Regions from separate parts of the Mus musculus genome. Here region 1 is linked to region 2. A link is a loop called in an ENCODE intact Hi-C map of the cell type or tissue named here. Cell type or tissue: heart. All regions are shown on one strand. Each heading gives the region's core, and the rest is flanking DNA. Links, peaks and the distances in the headings are about the cores only. Region 1 overlaps Col22a1 (collagen, type XXII, alpha 1). Region 2 overlaps Col22a1 (collagen, type XXII, alpha 1).

Region 1 (8,335 bases), core at 14-8,013, 79 kb after region 2:
CCCCAATGAGAAAACCACACCTGATGCAAACTGCAAGAGGTTTTATTATCAGCTAGCTGAGGACAAAGTCCCTCCAGCGTTGTGCAGGGCAGGGGAGTTCGACCCCAAGCAGTAACAGTAGGGGGCTTTTAACAGCTAGCTGAGGAATTGGGAGGAGTTGGGAGGAGAGTTGGCTACAGCTCCTTTCTGGAGAGGGGGGCGGGAAGAGACCTGTAGCTCCTCTCTATCTCTGTGTCCTTGTAGGTCTTCCTACAATTATCGAATCTCTGGCTGTAAGGCACAGAAGCAAAAAGGCTTTTTGCTAGCTATAGAGAACAAAGAGCTTCTTTCTGGCTGCATTTTTAGAGATCAGGGAAAACAAGCTTGGGGAACATCCAAGGGCTTTACCTTCCAGGGAGAAACGCTCTAAGTCAGGGTCTCACTGTCCTATACAGGAATCCTCTCACAGGGAGCATAAAGAAAATTGAAGTCTTTTGTGAGGGCCGGCCACATTCACATGTTTGTGCAAAGGTGATGTTGCCTGCCACTGGCTGAGGAATCAAGACCCCTGTGTGGGAGAATGCACAACCAGGGGACAGAGCTGGTGTGAGACCTGGGTGGGCTCCTAGGACTGTGTAGAAATTCCCCTAGATGGGCGGTGGGTGGCCATAGTTACACCTCGGGGGTGAACACAAATTGTGAATACCTTTCCCTCAGAATTGTCCCAGCTGCACACTGAATTAACTTGATTGCTCTGTTAATTCATTCAGGCAATTTTCATATGTCTTCAAATTCCGTTCAACTTCATAAGCGTACCACGGTTGCAATTACTGTGGTAGAGATGATTATTTGCAATTTCTTTATTAATAGTAATTAGATTAATTGGCTACTTACATATCATCATTGTAACTACTAATTGCATCCGATCGCTGTTTAGTCACTATATAGGGATTAAATGTTACTTCATTAATAATTAGTAGGCTGATTATTTAACTAATATGGAGAGTAATTACTTTGTTTTCATTAATGGTAATACAAGCAGGCAGGCATTTTGTCAACATTTATATCTATTGGCTAATGTGTTACTTGTTAATAGTCTGATTAATTTAGCTAGATGCTTTCATTAATGATTAAAAGAAAAAAATAGGAGTATGCATATTCTCTCTCTTTCTCTCTGTACACACACACACACAGAGAGAGAGAAAGAGAGAGAGAGAGAGAGAGAGAGAGAATGATGTATAGCCTCTATGCCATATTTGGTGTGATAAAGGTTATGAAGGTGAAATCCTTTTAGGTAGCCTGAGGCCATGTAGAATATTATCCAGGACACCCAGAGCCACAGACCTTTTGTCTTTTTGCTCTGCAGTGGTGTGGAATCGTGCATGTCAGGCAGGTGCCACACCACTGAACCATATCCTCAGCCCCAAGCCTTAAGTTCTCACATGAACCCCAGCCGGCTCGTCGCTTGGTGCAGAGAAGATGAGCTACTTGACAGCAGCATCTTGAGAAGCTGCAGACACTGAAGCATCCTGCATCTCCGTCTCCATCTTCTTTTAGTTCCGTTCCTTCCTTGAGACACTAAAATCTTTATATGTAACGAAGGAATGGTGGAGCATCCTAGTTTTCAAAGGGGTTTCTGTTGTCAGGGACAGTAGCGGGGATGGGGGGCTTCCTTGTCCCCCGAAAACCCACATTTCACTTAGGTATCCATGGAAAAATGAAAGACAAGAGGCTCCATAGAAAGTCTAACCAGAGGCAGGACAGGTGTTCATGAGGAGCTGCTGCCCTTTGTAAGCATTAGTACCAGCAAAGGCCAGCAGAGCAGGTCCCTAGGGCAGGCTAAACGCTGCTTTGCATTAACCCCACAACCCCAAACTGGACTTGCAAGATGCTCTGTGCGACTTGGAATGGATGCCCGAGGCTATGTGACACCTCCTGGTAGCAGTCTCCAGACTCTGTAACAGCTGTTTCCATCTGCGGTTGACTCTTCCTCGACGTGGCTGTTGCAGTGGGTAGCTTTAATTCCTGAGGACATCCCTAGTGCTTGGCTACTTACTGCCTCAAACTTTTGTTAACTCCCTACTGTGTGCACAGCAGAACTGGGTGCTAAATGTTTGGAGTCGGAGATATCAAGGACAGTCTAGATTCTCCTCCAGTGGCAGAATGTGTCTCCAAGAAGGCCATGTGACTGGCATCTTTAGCAGGATGGCCAGACTGGTGTTATGGGTTGGGAGGTACATTGAACCATAGTGTGGTCCATTTTAGCCTGGACCTTCCTCATTTTCAGCTTGGGGTGGAAAAGGCTGCCTCGTTTGATCAGTGTGGGCTCTAACGAGGTAGAGCTGGAAAAGTGGAATGACCCTCCCTGGCAGGTCTTCCAGGTTTCTACCTTCTTTTTTGTGTCTCCTAGGCACACGGTGCCTCCTCTCTGTTATATTTTACATAGTAACAGGGCTAGAGCTAGAGAGAAGGTGGCTGCAGATGGGTTTGGTGGCATTGAATGATCCTGTACTAGAGACATCTGTACCACTGAGCATCCATCACACCAGTCCCTGACCTTAGGCACCTGATCTGAACCTGCTAGCCAGGAGTCTAAACAGGCAGCTCTGGTCTCTGTGTGTATAACCTCCAATTCAGGTGACTCTGATGCAGGTGGACCCTTCAGGATGCATATGCCACTTTTCCACCTGGAGAAGATAGCTGCGTGACCTCTAGCAAGGTCCTTAAACTCTATTGTTTAAGACTGTTTTCTTCACTCTTAGACACTAAAGGTTTCATTTTCACTAGCTGTTCACAGAAGATCATCAACTCTAGACTGCTGTGTGCCAGGGCACCACCACCACCACCACCACCAGCAGGACAAGGAAGTTTATAGAAAGACGGGGAGGGTAAATGAGATCAGAGTAGCAGTGGGCTGGCTGGCAGGCCCGATTTCTGAAAGAAGTGTTTTAGAAAGCACTAAACATTCTAGAGCTATCCGTATGGCCAGGCATGTAAGGAGGGAAGAAAGGGAAATGTCCCCATGGCCACATGAGTACTATCTGTGTATCTGTGTAGAAAAATCCCTGTTAAGCTCCATTGGTGGGTGCTGTGGGGCTGGGTCCTCGAGTGACAGTGAGTGGCCTGGTATGTGCTTTCATGGGGAAGTCGTTCTGGTGATTTCTGCAGATCCCTCAGTATGAAGAGGTGAACAGAGTTTATCACAGGCAGCAGATGGGTACAGTGCTGAGGACGCTGGACAAGGTGGGCAGCCACCCTTGATGGAACCTTTCTCCAGCCCAGCCCTTGTCCAATAAGGAAGATAGGTTGACCTTTACCCAGGGCCTTTCCCAGCTCACTGTAGCCTCTCCAGTTACCCAGACTTAGGGGAAAACATCTCAAACAGGATAGATGCTGCTCCAAAGACACATCAGGTCTAAACGAGCTACGGGGAAACTGAACTCCAGCTGCCACTCAAAGCATTTTGTAAATGCTCTCACTTTGTGTATGAAAGTTTGACTCACACATGCCACCCAGAGGCAGTAAACGGAATAGCTCATGATCGCGACCCTTGTGCCATTCTTTGTTTCTTATCGCCCTCCAGTGGTCATAATCTGTTATTGCTCTCTGAATGCAAATGGTCCCTTCAAGTCACCTTTTGGATGACTTAGGCATTTTTCTGAATATGGCTTCCTGTCTTGGCCCAAGTTAGTTTCTCTTCGAGATGCAGAGGAAACTAGACTGTTTGATTCTTGAGGATCTGAGGGTAAGATAAGAAGAAGACCTTGATCTTGACCTTGATCACAGAGAAGACCCAAGAACCTGGGTGCCATCTCAGAGGAGGGGGCAGGTGAAGAAGAGCAGGAGAATGGGAGAGACACATCCAGAGAAGGGCACATCCAGAGGGAGACATGGGCAAGTACGTGCTTTAGTGCCTTCTATTGCTCCTAGAGTTGTGTGGGGTGGGGAAAGTTGTAAATACTTCTGCAGGAATACGAAACGCCAGGCTGGAAAAGCAAGGACGTACCCACCACCAAAACCCAGAACAGGCGCCCCTGCAGGATGTTCAGCTGCCATGCCCTTGGATGTTCTCAGATGAAAGGCCCTTGGCAGGACTGTCCCGAACCTGCAAATACTCAGAAGGAGCCCCACTCTCCCCCAGAGACCCATTATTGCATAGCGACCACCAGCCCATGGCCCACTATATGTCTCTGCCTTTGGTGGCCTCCACAGGGCATCTGGAAATCTAAGACACATGGCGGATGCATGTCCTAGTTATTCATAAGGTATATTCATAGCTCTCCACACTGGCACATCAAGGCCTGCTCTGTCCTCTTATGAAACAGTTGGCTATTGTACAATGCACAGTGCCTTCCATTCTTCTGGCCTTTATACAGCTGGTTTCTGCCTGCTGTTGTGTGCCTAGCCTGTTGGTCACTTCTGCCCTCTTCACTGTTCAGGTGACTCCTCTAAACCCTTTGCTTCAGGCTTCCAGGTCCACAGCTCACTCCCTACTCATTGCCCGGGTTCCTCTCTATTCCTTTCTTCCCTCCCCACTCCCATGATCATGGAAGCATGGGCTCTGGCTTCCTCTCATATTTACTTACCATTTTTCCCTGCCCTGTGTTAGCGTGGGAACTGAATAATTGGAATTTAACACATATGCATACACTCCTGTAGATGCTACACATAAAATGCACATCCCTATTCCTGGCCAAATTGATCCCAACGGAGTAGGGGAGAGATTTTGATGAACCTAGGAAATCAATGGACTTAGGTCGAGACCCACAGTCTGCTCTGTGATGCTGACACTGGCATCAGCTCTGGAGCGTGATGGGTGGAGACAAGGTGTGCCCTGGGAGAGTCTTGTGAATGGGTGACTACTGTATGCATCTGTGTGTGTGTGTGTGTGTGTGTGTGTGTGTGTGTGTGTGTGTGTACACGTATGTCTGGTCTCCTTAAATGTTCAAAGGATTTAACCATACAGCACGATAGGTCATAAAGCAGGCTCACTCTAGTTTGGTTTCCTGTTTCTGTGATAAAACGCCAACCCCAAAACAGCTTGTAGAGCGAGGAAAGGGTTCATTTGACCTTTGTGTGATAGTCCATCACTGAGTGCAGCCACTGAGGCAGACTCTGAAGGCAGGAGCTGACGCTGAGATCATAGAGCGGCTGACTGGGTTGCTTTTCTCTGGCTTGCTCAGCTATCTTTCGTATATAGCCCAGATCCACCTGGCCAAGGGTGGCGTTGCTCACAGTGGGCCTCCCACATCAGTCAACAGTCAAGGTAATGCCCCTGCATCTGATAGAAGCAATTCTTCAGCTGAGGCTCCCTCTTCCCTGATGACCCTGGTTTGTGCTAAACTGACAAAAACTAACCAGCACACCAGTAGGATATTTATTTGTAATTTTCAACTCTTCCTTTCCATTTGAAATTAGGTGAGGCAGAAGAAACTAGAGTCTTCCTACACTGCCACTCCATCTACTGTTTCTCAAACACTGGTTTGTAACAGACCAGGCAGTGTCTCTGTGTACTTTCGTAACCACCCACTCTCTCTATACAGGGCCCGCCTGGACCACCCGGTGTTCCAGGGCCCCCTGGACCTGGAGGACCCCCGGTAAGACTGGCTTGACTTTCTCTTGAAGGGGAACTTGGGTAGCATTTTCAAGGGAAGGGGTGGCTTTGTCCTGTATCCAGAACAAAGGCGCAGACAGGAAGACTGTGGATGTAGAAGCCTCCATGCTTCGTCACTCTTAAGCTCTTGGGTCTGGCACTTATAAGTGACATATAAATCATCGTAAACACTTGGTATCTTCTTCTGTCATGGTATGGGGGTGCATCAGGTTGGCCTGCTATCCAAGTATGCATAGATTTTTGTGGTCAGTTCTCACAAAACAATACCAAGGCCAGTGTTTGTTTAACAGTCTTCCCTCTCATCCTTTAAAGATCAGCTGGGAAACTGTCCCATAGCAGGTGGTGGGCAGGGTACACCCAGCAGTCTGCAGAGGGAGTATTCGGGCTTGGGTGCACATGGCAGTGGTCTCGGCTGCAGAGCAGACATGCTGCAACCTCACCAACTGTAGATCTGGGGCTATTCTGTGTTTTACAGGGGCTGGCAATGAGAGTGGTAGACACCCTGAGGCATTCTCCTTAGAGCCAGAGGCCTGATCCTATGCCAGGGACGGCATCATGACAAGACTAATCTCAAATAGACTGACAGTTTTTAAACTTCTTCTTTCAGGGTTTACCTGGCGAGCTCGGCTTCCCGGGAAAACCTGGGCCTGCTGGGCATGCGGTGAGTTGTTTCTGCTCTTCTGCTATTTGTCTCTTACTGACCTCCTTTGTCCCATGTCAGGAGTAGCAAGGCATTTGCCCTGGCCCCAGGGCTCTCTCGCAGAGCTAGCAATGCCTTATGAAGCCCCTTCCTTTACAGCAGATCATGAGGCTGGTGCAGGCTGGTTCTCTATTCTCTCCTGCTGTCTCCTGAGACTACCTTCACTAGCCCTGGCCAGCCTTGTTCTTGTTTCTAAAGTAACATTCATGAAGTCCTTCCCACTAAAATGTCAGGGATTACTACAACATCTTTATATTTCCTGGCCTTTTGCCCCACTTATTCATGGAGAAGACCCTGGCATTTCAAGGACTTTCTAGTTTCTTCTAAGCCCCAGGAATCAGCTAGCTTTAATGTCATGAGAATACTACTCAGCTAAAAGGTGGACATGTTACCTTGGCACATTGGTGTAAGCCCCTTTACACACACTAATGGAGTATCCTGGATACAGCCTGCCACCCTGATACCAGGTTCTGATCTGATGTCCCATAATCCCAGGGGCTGCTTTACTCAGGGGGTAATTTACAACAAACTCCTGTGGGAACTGCCAGAGGTCAAGGCCAGGGTACGGATGGAGGCTCTGGATGCTGGAGAGCATGCAGCACACAGCAACTCTTCATCCTATTTGGGTCATGGATCCCTCTGTGGACATAGATAAAAGACTCAGGAGATAGGACCAGAGGTGGATGCCAACCCAGAACTGAAGTTGTGCTGCTCCTCAAAGGGCATCAGCCATAAAGCCAGCGCTATAGTCCATGCTCAGGTGCATGGATGTGAACCTGAAGAGGCACCTGGTTAATGCATAGCTCCCAGGAGACATTCTGCAGGCACAGTCACCAATGGCATCATCACCAATGAGTGTGTGGTGGCAGGGCCATACAGCAGCTTAAACTCACTCATCTCTTCTGATACGGTGCGTTTATTTGAAAGTACGCTCTCATCAATCTGGGCAGGATGGCATTCACTTGTACTTCCAGGGCTGGAGAGGCTGGGGCAGGAGAGTTGCCGTAAGTTCTAAGTTTTCCTGGGCTATGTAGACTCTAATTCAAATACAACAGAAAACAAAGTGTTCAAATGACCCAGAGCACCATGGAGGGGCTGTGGGGAACAGCAGATCTAAATGGCATTATGGTTTTTAATCAAGATGAAGCTGTAGCTCAGCTCTGGCTTTGGACTTTGGTCTTTCCTGGTCACTGTCATGATTTCACTGAAGCAAGTGGCTCCATCTCCTGTGGCCATGATGATCACCAAACTTCAGGGGGGACAAGTTCCAACTCCGGGTGCACAGAGAGATAGGAGTCTTAAATCAGATACAGGAAATTCTCATTCAGAAGAGCAAGCAGGAGCATTAGAAAAAGCTATGAAAAATTTAAGGTAGATATGTAGTACATACTTGTAATTTTAGTATGTAATAGTCTGAAGCAGGAGGATTGCTGTGAGTTCAAGGCTAGGCTGAACTATATAAAGATACCTGGTCAACTAGGGCTACAGAGTAAGACCCTTTTATTAAAGAACAAAAACTAAAAAGTTAACTTACTCTCATGAAGAGATACCAAGAAATAGCCCCTGAGGTTGTCTGTGAGGGAGCCTGTTTTCCACCTGTTCTAATGAGAGAACGTGGCCCTGTGAAATGGGCGTGACAATACATCTTAGGTTTAGTGCAGGGGCTCACAGTTGTAGCCAGAAGGCTCTTCAGGTCCCCATCCACATCTCTGTGACCTCAGAAGCCACTCCATCCTGGGATTCATTGTCTCTTCATCTGCACCTAGCAGCTGGGATAGAATGTCAAGGTTGGGGTAGAGAATGCACCTTGAATTAGAAGGCACACTATGAAACTCCTCAGAAATACAAGGCTGGGGTGACAGCCACGATGGAGACCGGAGAATAGCATCTTTGAAGGACAAGAGGAAGGAAGACACTGGTTGGAAGGAAGACACATGAAGCCAAGAGATTCAGTGAAGGACTTCAGGATCAGTGTGGATGGTACTGTCTCTGGGGCCTCTTGAGGCCAAGATTAGGAATAGAGCCACGTCTCTCCCCCTTCA
Region 2 (8,335 bases), core at 205-8,204:
ACAGCAGTGGTTCTCAACCTTCCTAACTGATTCTTTAACACAGTTCCTCATATTGTAATGAGTCCCAACCATGGCATTATTTTCACTGCTGCTTCATAACGGTAATTTGGCTACTATTATGATCATAATGTAAATGTCTATGTTTTATGATGGTCTTAGGTAACCCTTGTGAAGGGGTCATTTGACCACCAAAGGAATCATGACCCACAGGTTGAGAACGACTGTTAGTGAGGGTGCAGCCATCCATTAAGTTCATGCCAGGAAGTATTTGACATTCTGATGGCCCGGAGTATGGGCTCTAAGTACATACATTCATACTTATATGAGAGTATTACATAAATACTTACATATGAGTAAATGAAAAATGACTAGTTCTGTGTCCATCTAGTCAGACGTGATCAAGTCCAGTACATTTTACTTTCTCAATTTTTATCATCATTATTGTCGTCATCATCATCATCATCACCACCACCATCATCACAATCATCGTCACCATTTGTATTTTCTGCTATCTATTCCTAGAGGAATGCATAGAGACAATGTTTCCCTAACATCCCCTTCTTGGAAGTTGGAATACAATAATATGCAATTGCATTTGCTCTACGTGCTGAGTGAACTTACAAGCCCACACACCGTTGTATTTTAGGTTGTCTTCAAACATCTGTAGTTGCCCCATAGGCATGGTATAATGCCAGCTTTCTGTGAATGCCTGACTAGGGAAATCTGGGAGGGGGTCCTAGGCTGGTATACCATTTTTGTCTTGTTCAGAGAGACTGTGACTTTTTAGCATCAGGGTCAGCCAGTGCAGTCAGGCCTCAGAGCTCACGTTAAATACAAGAGTCTTCATTCATTTAGATAAATGATGCTTTTGTAGCTTAGTTTTCTTTTAGTTTTAGTTTTCTCCTTTATCAACCAAATGAACACAGCTTTGTTCCTGCCTCAGTTTCCTTATCTGCCAAATTGATACGATGGATACAAATCCAGTTAATGGCTGGTTATGGCTGTAAACACCACTAATGCTACTGTTGTTATATATATATTTTTTGAAAAGACCATAAAAATGAAATCAAGTATACCAAACAGTAGGACTCAACCTTCCCATCACAGAAAGGGCACCAGGTAGAATCTGAAGATTGTCTTTGTGAATTCTGTAAAGAGAACTGTCCCACAAAGTACAAAAGGCCTGTCATGGTCCACTGTGGTGGGTTGCTAGCAATCACCCTCGGGCCAGTCCTGGAAGGCATCCGTCTTTAAATGCTTGCTTTTTGGAACCCTGACATATCTTGTCCAAGTGTCCTTTCTAATTTGACTGCTTTTCCTGGAGCAGTAAGCTGGCTATAGGAGAGGTCTTGTGGCCTACAAAGCCCATGGTGTTGATTGCACTGCCCTTTGTCCTTTGCAGACAGTTTTCTGACCCTCATAACGTATTTCAATGTGGTGACCGAATATCTGACATCACTGCCACCTGCCACCAGGTTCTTAGGTGATCTTGGCAGGATGTCTCTCAGGGCCTCAGTCCCCTTGAGGACTGAAGGTGGAGTGTAGGTGTCGTTGAAGGGTTCTCCTCTTCCTTTCTGTGTCTTGGTCAACATCATAATAACAACTGGCCACTCCATATGCCAAATACAGCTTCTCCTCTGCTTGTCACCGCCTTGTGCTACTCTAGATTCCTAACCTATCCGAATACCTTCTCAGGCCTCAGAATGCCTCTGTGGGACTGGAAGGTGATGTGAGCTAAGCTATTCACTGTGCCCAGTCTTTCCAGACCCAGCAGTGGGGTCTGTGTCAGCCCTATCAATCTGGTGCTGGTGACATCCTGGTAAGTGAGCTGCATCCTCCTAGATACGACAGTCCTAGTCACTATGGTCATGTTCTATCAAAGCCTTCCAGCCTACGGAGAGCTGACTGAATTTCAAATTGTAGTTTTGATTTTGAGTTGATCAAGTGGTAACTTATAGTGACCACAAGTAAATTGGCATGTGCAATAAGTATTTATATATAAAACCTATACACACAGAATCTATATATAAATTAGGTTATGTATATAAATACACATCCATATAATTAAATTCATGGGTGCATTTTGCATTTTCCATGTCCCCTAGTTAAATGCTTTCTAGCTGAACTGTTAGCAAATGAGTGGGGACATGAGGTGACACAGTGTCTCAGGGCTTTCCAAGAAATGTGGCTGACTAATTGAATGCTTCTGATTCACACTGCACTTATTGGAAGACTGGAGGCAACAGTGGTCCATGCTATATACCTCCAGTGTCTTACTTGACTGTAAAATGTGCTCATTTTGCTTTTGACCTTTGCATAACCTTGGCTTGGGTTTCTTGAATTCAATCATAAATGCAGGCATAAATTTATACACTAGTTATATAGACACCCAAACAGTTATACTCATGCAGCTATAGGAACATATAGACCCAGTCACGCATGTGACTTGCTAACTAGACAGAGCTTGGGCTGTGGTCTTCTATGTATTAATCACTCATGTCAAATGTGAACTGTCTTTGGAGGTACACTCTGAACAACAGACTCTCTTTTCCAGACAGTGGCTGGCATTTGATCTGCCACCAAAGCTACAGGGCTGGCTTTAGGTTAGAGCACGGTCTGGCAACTCTTATCACCTCTACTCCATCTGTCCTAGTTTCATTCATGTTGTCTTGATGAACTGTCCCAAATAAAAAGCGACTTGGGTGGCAAAGGGTCTGACATCAGCTCAAAATTCCAGGTTAGAATCAATAATTGCTGAGACAACACAGCAGGGAGAAGTTTGAAACAGCTAGTCACATGACACACACAATCAAGAGCAGACAAGAGATCTTATACATACTTGCTCACTTGCTTGCTCCTTTTCTCCTCTCTTATATAGTTCAGGATCCCTGCCTAGGGAATAGTGTTACCCACAGTGGGCTAGTTCTTCCAATATAAATTAACAAAGTAAAGAAAATCCCTCATATAGCATGCATACAGGCCGACCTGATTTAAACAATTCTTTAACTAATATTCTTTTCCCAGGTGGTTCTAGGTTGTGTCAAGTTGACAGTTAAAAATGATCATCCTGTACTTTAGGCATAAGCCATTGTTGTCAATTGTCTGGTGATAAGGCAACCTCTTTGTCTGGTCTCTGCTTATTCTCCTGCCCTGTCTAACACATTATGATAGTCCTTCTCCAGGACACTCTTTTGCCCATCCTCTGTCCTTAATTTTCCTTTGTTGGGCATACTCAAGCCATGGTGTCTGAAATCTTTCCACTTTCAGACCCTTACCTAGACCTCCCCTGAGTCCCTTGTCTCTTTCCTGACTTCATCTCCTTCCCTCCATCCTCTCTTGGTTGAGACATCTTTGGTTCTCTAGCTACCTCTCCAGTCATACTCTTACCCCAGTAACCTACTCATTACAGTTCATCTCTTGTTGGACATAGCTCCCATGGTTGGAGGACTTGTCATGTGACTAATTTATTTCTCAGATCAGTTCCAGGTATATAGCTGACAATAAAGATATAGAATAAAGAAAACAAAGTTTGCTTCTAAATGACTTGCCCTCTCTTAGGTACTGAGGGTTGATAATCACCATCTTGCTGATTGGAATGTGTTATCTGGGTAGTCCTGAGCTCTGCTGGCCCCAGTGTTCTGCTAACTTCTATTTTCAGCCCTGTTCAGGGAACCATAGTCATAGTCTCTGGTGACACCTACTGGTGCTGGGCCAAGGAACATTCCCATGGAAGGAAATGAACCTGTGCCCTGGGCCACCTATAGCTTTGGATGAAGTGTGTTCCTTTCAGACTTCCTTGGATAGTGACATCCCAAAATGAGCCCTACTGTCCCAGAAAGTCTCTTCAGGAGCAGAATGTCATCTTCTACCCAGTTTCTAACCCACTGTCTTTGCCCTCCTGATCAGGGGTCTCTTAGTTGCCTTTAATAGCAAACCCTGCCTTGGATTATGAGGGTCCACCCTCCTTCCTGACTTTGCCACTTGTTCCTCAGTGGTTCTTGTTTCTTGCCTCCTCTGCCAAACAGCATCCTTCAGCCAAAGCCCTTCAGCCTCTGGAGCGCTGCAGTTGCCTGCTGTGCCCGCCCATTTACCAGGTGTTCTCCTTGAATCTCAGTTCAGATGTCACTCCCCTTAGGGCTCCAGTGCCCATCCTGGAAGCATATCCACCACCCTGTCTCCATATAAGCCTATTTCCTCTGTAGTGAGAGTGATACATCTGGACAGTTTCTTGTTTTTGTTGGCCTCTGTGTCTTCCCTTAACATGTAGACACCTGCAGGAGGGAGTCTACAGTTCACTGCAGTCAGGTGCTTGTATTCCTTCCACAAGCTGTAACAGATATGTTGGGCATATGGAAAATATGTTCTTGGCTGAAGGAATGAATAAATGAATGAGTGGGACTCACTAGATGCCAGGTGCCATGCCTGGTACTGCCTATGCGCTGACCACTTGCCCTTTATCTCAGATGGAGGGGAATTCTGACTGTAATCCTTCCTTCTAAGTTTGAACGTAGGCACATAAGGGCTGGGTTATGGCTTATTTAACCTATGGCTCTTTATTCTCAGCCTTGGGGTCAAGTTCTTCCAACTCAACTCTGTTTCGGCTTCTCCTTATGTAGCAAGAGGTATGTGATTGGTGCCGGAGAGGAGAGATGGCTCTGCAGGACCCTACCTTGTCATCCTTTAATCTCGAACTCTAGTCTTCAAATATGGCAGTGTAGGTTTGCCATTATGGAAGGCTCAGCTCTGTCTTCTCCCTTCTCACTACGCCTACTGTTTTCTGAGAGAGGAGCAAATGGTGAGGGATTGTGTGACCACTAAGCATAGCTGTCTGGACTTTCTAGCAGGATTTCTTTTTCTAGTATTACTCTGTCTGCCACATATCCTTATAGCAGACTAGCTCTGAATCTTACATAAATGCTCTCCAGAAGTTTGGCACCATGTCCATACCTCTACAATCCAGAAGTCCTAGGGGGGTATGGATCACCTATCCAGAGAAGCCAGGGCATGTGCACAGGAACTCATATACTTTGGCCTTGTCTTAGACAGGGTTACTATTGCTGTGACAAAACACCATGAACCAGAGAAACTTGGAGAGGAAAGAAAGGGTTTACTTGAGTTACACTTCCACAGCACAGTCCATCACTGAAGGAAGTCAGGACGGGATCCTGGTGGCAGAAGCTGATGCAGAGGTCATGGAGGGATGCTGCTTACTGGCTTGCTCATTATGGCTTGCTCACCATGCTTTCTAATAGAACCCAGGGCCAATAGCCCAGGGATGGCACTACCCACAATGGGCTGGGCCCTCCCAAATCAATTACTAATTAAGAAACTACTTTATAGCCAGATATTTTGGAGGCATTTTCTTAATTGAAGTTCCTCCTTTCAGATGGCTCTAGCTTATGTCATCATAACATAACTAGCCAGCAAAGGCCTGGAAGAAAGATAGCACCAGGAGATATCCAAAATGTCCCAGAATAGGTAGCCATGGTGGAACTGAGCATACAAACAGTTTCAGGTTTCTCTCATGATCAACACTGTGTCCTTTGGATATAATTTCTGACATCCCCCCTCTAACAAGTGGCTCAACTGTAGATTACTGATAATTATGTTTCTCCTGAAGCCCTGTTCAGGGGATTACACGAGAGCACATGTGTGACTGCTGTTGGACAATGGGCTGGTTTTCTCTTATATTCAAAAATACTTTCCAAGGCTATGATCATATGGATAATTGCTTACACTTGACTCCCTGGTCCTGTCTCTACCTCTGCCACTTGGTGGCTTTGTGATTCTGGATAAATTTCTTAATATCCCTGAGCTTTGTTTTCCCCATTGCATAAGCAAATCAATCTTACAAGGGCAGAGTTGGCAGTGATGCCTCTGTAGGTCAGAACTGATCCAAAGCTAGAGGGTATTTCAGAAGGTAGCAGGCCAGGAGGATGCTGTATTGGCAGGCTTTGTAGACATACAAGAGTCCTCTAGAGAGGCTATATTGTGCTGAGGGCCAGATATAGGAGACTTTGTGCTGAATTGCCACCTTCTAGCAGTGTGAGCCTTGGGCAGCTCCTGCCTGCTGCATACCCTTCTTTGTGTATCTGTAAATTAGGGGCATCTACCTCATAAAGCTGTGGTGAGAATGCAATTAAAAATGTTAATTATTTTGACACGCTTTCCAAAGGTGTATGCTGAGCAGCAAATCATCTACATATGTCTTCTGGTCCTGGGGATACTGCTGTCTCCCAGTTGAGTAGTGAAGAAGCCAGAAACAGCCCACACAGCATGCCCAGTATTGATTCTAGACATACGACCACCCTGTTCCTGGGAAGCTATTAGGGACGCAATGCCTATTAATGTTATTTCTAACTTTGTTGTATATGGTACAGTATTTGCTGCCTATGTAAAATAGGAGAGAAGACACAATTCATAGATGACACAGTTGGAGCAAAGGAGGAATCGGGCTGGGAAGTCATCCCTTCCCTCCTCCACCCTTTCTCTTGTCTACTCAGCATATCATCATCTCCCTGTGGTCATCTGCCCCCAAGGGGTGCCTCCCTTAAGGTGATGGATGAGAAGCAAATGCTTTGTATTGTCCTTAGCCAGGCACCAGCTGCATGCCTGGCCTCCATTGTTTCTGCTGATAGCCTTTCCCTCCTGTCCCAGGACCTGTCATCTCCACTATAGGGACATGGATTCAAGGTGGTGTTTAAATACAGGTGCTCGTCCTACCTGATGAGCTCGCCAACTTTCCTTAGATGTTAGTTGTATAATGGGAGCAAATTTTACTTAGAGTGGTGGTGTGGGTTCAGTTCTGGGTCAGGTGACTGGCACACAATGGGCTCACAATGACTGCCAATCTCCTCTTTTCTAAACTGGAAAAAAATCCGGATGAGACCAAAAGGTAAAATGATCGTATGTCCTATGGAGCGATCCATGGATGTGCCAACATAAAGCACAAGAGGTCAGAATCCTTCCCCATCCATGACATGCAAAAATGGGCTCCTTGTCTATACAGTAAATTGAGGGCAAGTAAGTTCAAGTGATTTTTCAGAAAGACTGAAGTAGGTGCCTAGTGTTACTCCTTGGGGCAGTGCCTCTGACTAGCTCTTGGCAGGATGGAGCCTGATCTATATAAAGACATGAGTGTCCCTGTTTTCTCCTCAGAAGCGTGAACATTTGCTCTATACCTAGAGTGCAGTGGATGAATATCAGCATGGAGATGATGAGAAGGTCCCGAGGGAGCAGGGATTTTGCAGTCACCCTTATCTGTAACTAGCTAGGAACTTATTAGGTATATCTTTTGATTCCTTAGCTCTTGTCTCTGCTTTAACTCCAGAACTACTATTCAAGTGGATCCTCAGTGATTATCGGATAAATCCCTGTACATGGGGTAATGAAGGGACTCTTCTCTGTCAGTAGCTCCTCTCCCAGGGGAATAACGCCTTAGTTCCCATAACCCATTACTTCTCCTCTCCGCATTCAGAAACTCAAACTTTCAGAGAGTTCTCTGTCCCAAGTTCTTAGGAAGCTCAGAAATGTGTTTTTGCAAGTTTGGATGCATTCAATTGCAAAGGGAGAAAAACTCAACTATAGTGACATAAGCAATAACAGATTATTCATATTGTGTGTGTATGGTTGAGAATACTGTCATTTCTGTAGCCAAAAGAAGTAAACAGTGGGAATTATGTTGTTGGCTAATAGTGACCGTGATACTCCCAAACCAGGAACTTTGGAGCCTGCGATATGATCACATTAGCTCACGGAAACCATAGTGAACAGGGTACATCAAAAACTGTAGTCTACCAGCCACATTTCCCTCTCAGTTCAAGGGTTGTTTGTTTGGCCTAAAGCAGAGGCCGGGACACAGTGGAGACAGTGGCCACATGTACTGGAACTGAGATTCAGCCACCCACTGTAAGCAAAGACCCCTAACAGTGATTTGAGTATTGTTCTACTAGCTTTGGAACTTGGTCTCTCTCAGGAGGAGTTCTTCTCCAGGTAGGAATGAGTGGGAACACCCCAGCGCATGAGCAGTTGAAGGCAAGGCTGTGGTATATTATATTCTGCTATTCATCCCTGTGTCCTTTGAACAAGGTGGGCATTTAGAATATATCTACAGCTCTGTCCATATTTCAGTTGAACAAATAGTGACTATGGAAACAAATGGGTCATTATAGAAGATGATGGAGATATCTTTCTGCAAAGAACTAGAAGATGGCTGAGCTGGGCTTGGGGTACCATGCCTACCTACCTGAAAGCAAGCCATGCTAGCTACTTTTTGTGTCATTATGGCCTGACATAGGAAGCAATTTTCAGAAGGAAATAGTTATTTTAGTTTGTG

What was found. Peaks named below come from ENCODE experiments on the same cell type or tissue, not always from the same donor. Only the 100,000 strongest peaks of a DNase experiment are listed, where the experiment ranks them.
Region 1: it touches region 2 in a loop (2.9-fold over the local background); 2 of 42 quality-filtered maps call a loop at or near these places.

What each region holds. Positions count from the first base shown.
Region 1 is chr15:71,913,025-71,921,359 of GRCm38, reverse strand. Col22a1 (collagen, type XXII, alpha 1) reads left to right here. Exons shown (of 64, transcript NM_027174.1): 24 at 5,523-5,576; 25 at 6,201-6,254. Among named protein-coding and RNA genes, the nearest start is that of Col22a1, 120 kb to the left of the region's middle. In heart, for the core only: no CTCF peak of the experiment used is centred there; a DNase peak (open chromatin) is centred at 3,499; H3K27me3 peaks cover 763 bases.
Region 2 is chr15:71,992,373-72,000,707 of GRCm38, reverse strand. All of the region lies in intron 3 of Col22a1 (collagen, type XXII, alpha 1), which reads left to right. Among named protein-coding and RNA genes, the nearest start is that of Col22a1, 38 kb to the left of the region's middle. In heart, for the core only: a CTCF peak has its summit at 3,698 (motif pointing left); no DNase peak of the experiment used is centred there.